Regions from separate parts of the Homo sapiens genome. Here region 1 is linked to region 2. The links are chromatin loops, found by intact Hi-C in ENCODE. Cell type or tissue: MCF 10A. All regions are shown on one strand. Each heading gives the region's core, and the rest is flanking DNA. Links, peaks and the distances in the headings are about the cores only.

Region 1 (2,906 bases), core at 85-2,584, 65 kb after region 2:
TTCCATTTGATTGAGGAGAAAAAAAAAACAGGATTGAAAATAATGGACTAAATTTTAACAAACACACCAAAACTTAAACTTTCAAGTGAGTTTTACCTCTCTCAAAGTAGTCACCTCTAGTAGTCAAAAGACTTATTCAAATCACTGTGCTACGGCTTCATACTTTTTTGGGGGAATTCCTCATTTGGAACTGTTGGTAGAGCCTGAAGCCCAGTTCTCAGAGTGGGTGTGATGTTGAGAAAAAAATCGAAAGTAATTTGGAGCTAGTAAATAAAGCGGCGATAAAGCTGTGTGATAATATTTAAAATATTTTAAAATGAGATGTGCCTATTGAAAAAGAGAGGCTGGGGGTGGTGGCTCGCCTGTACTCCCCAGCACTTTGGGAGCCCGGGGATTCAAGACTAGCCTGGGTAACATAGTGAGACTCTGCCTCTAAAAAAATTTTTTTTAATTAGCTGGACGTGGTGGCCTGCACCTGTAGTCCCAGCTATTCAGGAAGCTTGAGCCCGGGAGGTCCAGGCTGCAGTGAGCTGAGATGGTGCTACTGCACTTTATTCAGCCTGGGTGACAGAGAAAGACCCTGTTTCAAAAAATAAGTAAATAAAATAAAATAAAACAAAATAAAATGAAACAAAAATAAACAAAGGGAGAAACTAATCTTCTAGAGAGCGCGCGATCTTCCAGAACTGCAAAGTTCCCCGAGGCAAGATACAAGATGCTGAAAGTAGAGAAAGAATGAACTAAATGGCAAACAAATTTATGATGACTGATTCGAAACGTAAAAGTTCCTTTAAAAAAATCATTTGCACCTTTTATTACTCCCAAACGCCAAGAAAACGACGTCAGTAAGGAATAGCGTGTTCACAAGAATCTATGCCAACTTGGGGGGAAGTTTAAAAATCCGCAGAGACCCAGGGAACTCTCCGACCCCCATACTAACCATAACGAAATCATCCTTCCGATAGGACTGAAAGGTCTGGTCAAAGCCGAACGCCTGCGCCTTGATTCTGCCCAGCATGGACCTGGGGCAGAGGAGGAAAAAGAAATCATCTGGGGGCTGGCACCCTCTCAGAGCGCACCGATAACCGATCCCACCCACAGCATCCGCCCTTCCCGGGTGGTTCGGGGTTCACTCAGGAAGCCTCAGGGTTCACTCAGAATGGCGCCGACCCGCGCGGGCCCCTCGACGCCCGGCCTGCGCCTCCACAGCCGCGAAGACCAAGGGCCTCTTCTCTCCCTGTGCCTCGGTTCCTCACCACTGGCGGAGCCGGCTGGTGATCTCCTTAGAGCTCAGAGACTGGAAGGTTTTCTGAGGCAAGAACCTGAAGTAGTAGCCACCCAAGTCCCCGAGCTCCCCAGTAGCCATCGTGCTCTCGGCTGGGTGGATGCCTGGGCCGTTTCCATGGAGACGCGGCGGCCGTCGTGTCGGAGCGACGCTGCGGGGGCGGGGCCACACGTCTCTAGGGACCCAGGAGTTCCGGCCTTGCCGCCGCGGGTGCAGGGAGGGAGGTTAGCCTGTCTTTCCCAGGAGCTTGTGCCACTCCACTCCCCAACCCCGGGCTTGGCGGTTAGGGAAACTAGGGGTCGGGGATGGAGACAAATTGCCAATCGATACTTGTTGACATTAACTTTTAATAATAATTACTCAGCATGGGTTAATATTCTAGTCTCAAGAGCTATAACCTCAGATTTACAGTTATCTACGTTTGATGACTCAAACGTTTCTGAAGAAAAGATTATTCTGAATTAATTAGGTTTATCTATTTTGGAAGACAAATGTCTATGTGACTACTTAGGAAACTATTCTGTTTTACCATCTGTTTTTTTTTTTTTTTCCTTAAAATGTACACTTGAAGGCCAAAAAAAAAAAAAAAATGTTTCCATACACAGTACATTACAACATGCTGTTTATTTATTTTTGTTTTTTAGACCACTTTTGTTCTGGTATGCGTGCTGTTTAATAGAAAACACACTTTTCTTATTTTCTATTGAAAATTATCTTCGTTTCTACTTTTTTTTTTTTTTGAGATGGAGTCTCGCTCTGTTGCTCAGGCTGGAGTGCAGTGGCGCGATCTCGGCTCACTGCAACCTCCGCCTCCCGGATTCAAGTGATTCTCCTGCTTCAGCATCCTGAGTACCTGGGATTACAGGCTAAGTTTTTGTATTTTTAGTAGAGACAGGGTTTCCCCATGTTGGCCAGGCTGGTCTCGAACTCCTGACCTCGAGTGATCCGCCCGCCTCGGCCTCCCAAGGTGTTGGGATTACAGGCTTGAGCCACCGCACCCGGCCTGTTTCTATGGTTTTTATTTTTGCCTTATAGCAGTGCATTTGGACTTCAGAATGGAGGGATAGTTCTTTTCCATCTCGTTGCTTTCTCTCCTTTTCCCCTAGCCCTTAAGAACTTGATTATTTTTTAACAGCATTAGCAGAAGAAGAGACAGGGAACAAAGACAAAAAAGAGAAACAGAGGGAGAGAGAGATAGATTATTCCTTTTCATTGATGTTTAGTATTCTGTTACTTGACTATACTACAGTTTATCCTTTTGGGCTGTTTCCTCTTTGAGGTTGTTATGAAAGCAGCTATGAACATTCCTGTGTATGCCTTTAGATGGACTTATGCACCATTTCTGTTGGAAATACATCCAGGATTGGAATTGCTCAGTTACATGGCATAAGTATGTCTAGCTTTACTACATACTGTCAAAAAGTTTTCTAAAGATCAGTTTACATCCCAACCAGCAATGAATGAGATTTCCCGTTGTTCAACATCCTTGCCAACACATAGTATTGCCAGTCTTTTAAAATTTTAGCCATTCTAGGGAGTTTGTATTAATTTTTTATTGTGATTTCAGTTTGCATTTCCTTGATAGTTAATGTTGCTGAGCAACTTTGCAATATGCTGGGTC
Region 2 (2,886 bases), core at 382-2,881:
TCAAACTCAAGAAAAATCAAGCCCTCGTCATTTATTCCAACCATGATAAAATGCCATCAATAAAGAAATCATAACAAATTACACAAATTTTAATGAGAGCAACAAATTTGAACTGCCCAAATGTTCTTAAAAGCCATCTACAATGAACAGGATGAAAAAAACCCAACTATATCTTTGTATGTAGAAGATAAAGATGTTATCAGTCCAATTTTAACTTAAGAACTCACACACATCCACAACTCTATACAAGCAGAAAAAATTCTGCATTCAGACCCCAAAGATCTGAGTTCCAGTCTAAGTTGGCTAGTGTGACACTGAACAAGTATCTTAACTTCCATATGCCTGTTTTCTCCTTTATAAAATAGTTTTCATGATAGAAAAATGGATGTATATGAAAGAACTTACAGTCACCAGTTTGTGTTGTGAACAATAGTATTTACAACCTAGATTTGTACTATTCATAATCTTGCATAGTTTTTAAAATATTTTTAATTAGCATTAGAGTTTGATTATCAAAAAGTTAGAATTTCCTAGATTCACAAAGGTAAGGAAACTGGAAGGACTCAGTAGAGTCATTAATGCCTTAAAGTGATACACCTTTTTGAGTTTCCCATCAGAATAAGTATGATTTAGGAAATCATTAGGAGAAATAAAAGTCGAATTTACAGATGCAAAACACTTAGTTAAAAACTTATTTAAAACAAACAAAACTATAATAGTTTATGAATTTTAGAACTGCTGGATATAAATTCTTGTAAAAATTATTTACTAGAAGAAAAAGTACACTTCCCAGTTGTAATTCTTTGTGGCTGATGCCACAAAATGGGGGATCCAATCTATGTGTATTATACTTTGAAAACATACCGTGCAGTCTGTAGGGTGCATGCCAACATACATTTACCCACAATGAGTCCATAAACCCACTTCGAGGGGTAAGAGAAAAAAGCATACCTAAGACAAATTGAAGTGTTTAGGCAAGCAGCTAAATTGTTTTTCCTTCTTTCCTCCTCCTTAACCCGGGTTTTTGTCATCAGGTTAAGTGATTTTTTCTGAGTTCCAAAACCCTTTGGTCTCCGACAGGAGACTATACAACAGGCCTGCAAATAGGAGAGGGAATGGGAGTGGGGGCGGTAACTCTTCTTTCCACTCAAGTTACATCCCGAGTGGGCTAACTACATTGCAGTATTTGGAAAACCTATTAACTTTTGGGCAAAGTTCCTATGCTGAAGTTTAGCCTGAAGCAAGTTCTCAAAAAAAAAAAAAAAAAAAAAGAAGAAGAAATAAAAAAGAAAGAAAAAGAGAGAACCCTACACAAAACAAATCCACTGGGACCTATTGGAATGTTAACACTCATTATAAACAGTTTCACTTCTATGCTGAATCAAGTTGGCACAATAATCGAACATTGTGTATGTGGAATAGCAGCCATGTTCATATCCGCAATAAGAATTAAAAAGCAATGGCGATCCTAGAATTAGTCATCGCTTCCCAAACATTAACTTTTAATCACAGTTGAACTAGGCAGGACTTGGCCTATGAGTCAACCTGCAGTGTATTATCAAAGGCTTGTGTTAAAACCTCGGTACTGTAAAGCGCAACTCAGTTCCTGCGCAACGTACAGATGTGGCTAATTCAAAAGCGTTTCAGCCGACTGTAAATAATAGTCTACAACTGGGAAACCAACACGCGACCTACTAAGTTTGATAAGAGCAAGCCGGCCCAAGTTCCAACACACAAGGGAAGAGCAGGGGTGAAAGAACTCCATAAACAACTTCCAGGAAAGTCTGGGCAGGGGAAGCCCGAAACCTGTATTCCGAAATCGCCTGAGCCGCGAGGAAAATAAATGCTTACGGGAGGGGGAGGGGAAACGGGAGGGGGGAAGGAAAGAAAGAGCAAAAAACTAAATGGACCGGTTCTACCCCCACCTCTAATCAACACTGGAAAACAAGAGAACAATTATTTGACTCCCCCAGGAGACTGAAGTGGACCGAGAGGCCGCAAAGGAAAGGGGCCCAGGGCTCAACTTCACAAACTCGGCCGCCGCTGGCAACACACCCACACACAAATGCCAGAGGCCCCCCTCCCCCTTTCCCAGCCCGGCCCGGCGGGAGCGAAGGTGCGGAGCGCGCGGAGGCGCGCGCATTGTGCAAGCCCACCGCGGCCCAGGCCCGACTTTTCCCCACCCCCTTCCTTCCTCCCCACCCCTCCTCCACTCCCGCCAACCTCTCGGGAACCCCGGGAAGAAAGAAAGGAAGAAGGAGGGAAAGCACGCCCCCCGGGGCTGCAACCGCAGAGAGAAACTCAGAAGGGAAAAACAAATCTCAGCCCCGGACTCTGGGAGGAGTGGGGAGCTGGTCACCGCGGCGGAGTGGACGACTCCAGTTCCACTTCGCCTCGGGACCCCCACCCCAGCTAGAGTTCCCGCAACCCCCCTCCCCTGACCAGAGCTGGCGGCCGCGGCTCCCGAGCGCCCCCCCGGTCTGAGGCCCGCCCGACGGGGAAACGGGGAGAGGGGCAACGAGGTTACCTGTCGGGAGTGGGATTTGGGCTCCGGCGGCTTGAAGAAGGAGTCGGGCAGCTTCCGGAGCCTCATGGGCACGGTCTGGGGCACGTTGGCCGTCTTGGGGTTCATGACGGCGTTGAAGAGCGCCTCCAGGTCGGTCTCCGAGTCCCCGCGGACGTGCACGATCTGATGCCCGGCGGGGGGTGCCTGCGGCGCCGCCTGGGTCGCCGCGGGTGCCGGTTGCCCGGGTCCGGACGGCGGGCCCTGCCCCTGCGGGGGCTGCGAAGGCGGCTGCCCTTGGCCCTGGGGGGCCGGTTGAGGCGGCGGCTGCTGCCCGGGATCCATGGCTTCTGCCTCCCCCGACGCGCACCCCCTGACCCAGG

What was found. A loop is a pair of places that touch in the nucleus more often than their neighbours do. Peaks named below come from ENCODE experiments on the same cell type or tissue, not always from the same donor. Only the 100,000 strongest peaks of a DNase experiment are listed, where the experiment ranks them.
Region 1: it touches region 2 in a loop (2.3-fold over the local background); 12 of 110 quality-filtered maps call a loop at or near these places.

Annotation. Positions count from the first base shown.
Region 1 is chr11:102,045,931-102,048,836 of GRCh38, reverse strand. CFAP300 (cilia and flagella associated protein 300) reads right to left here and starts at 1,400. Exons shown (of 7, transcript NM_032930.3): 1 at 1,257-1,400; 2 at 941-1,022. The coding sequence starts at 1,366. In MCF 10A, for the core only: no CTCF peak of the experiment used is centred there; a DNase peak (open chromatin) is centred at 1,416.
Region 2 is chr11:102,110,811-102,113,696 of GRCh38, reverse strand. YAP1 (Yes1 associated transcriptional regulator) reads right to left here. Exons shown (of 9, transcript NM_001130145.3): 1 at 2,528-2,886. The coding sequence starts at 2,848. Among named protein-coding and RNA genes, the nearest start is that of YAP1-DT, 1.8 kb to the right of the region's middle. In MCF 10A, for the core only: no CTCF peak of the experiment used is centred there; DNase peaks (open chromatin) are centred at 1,546 and 2,196.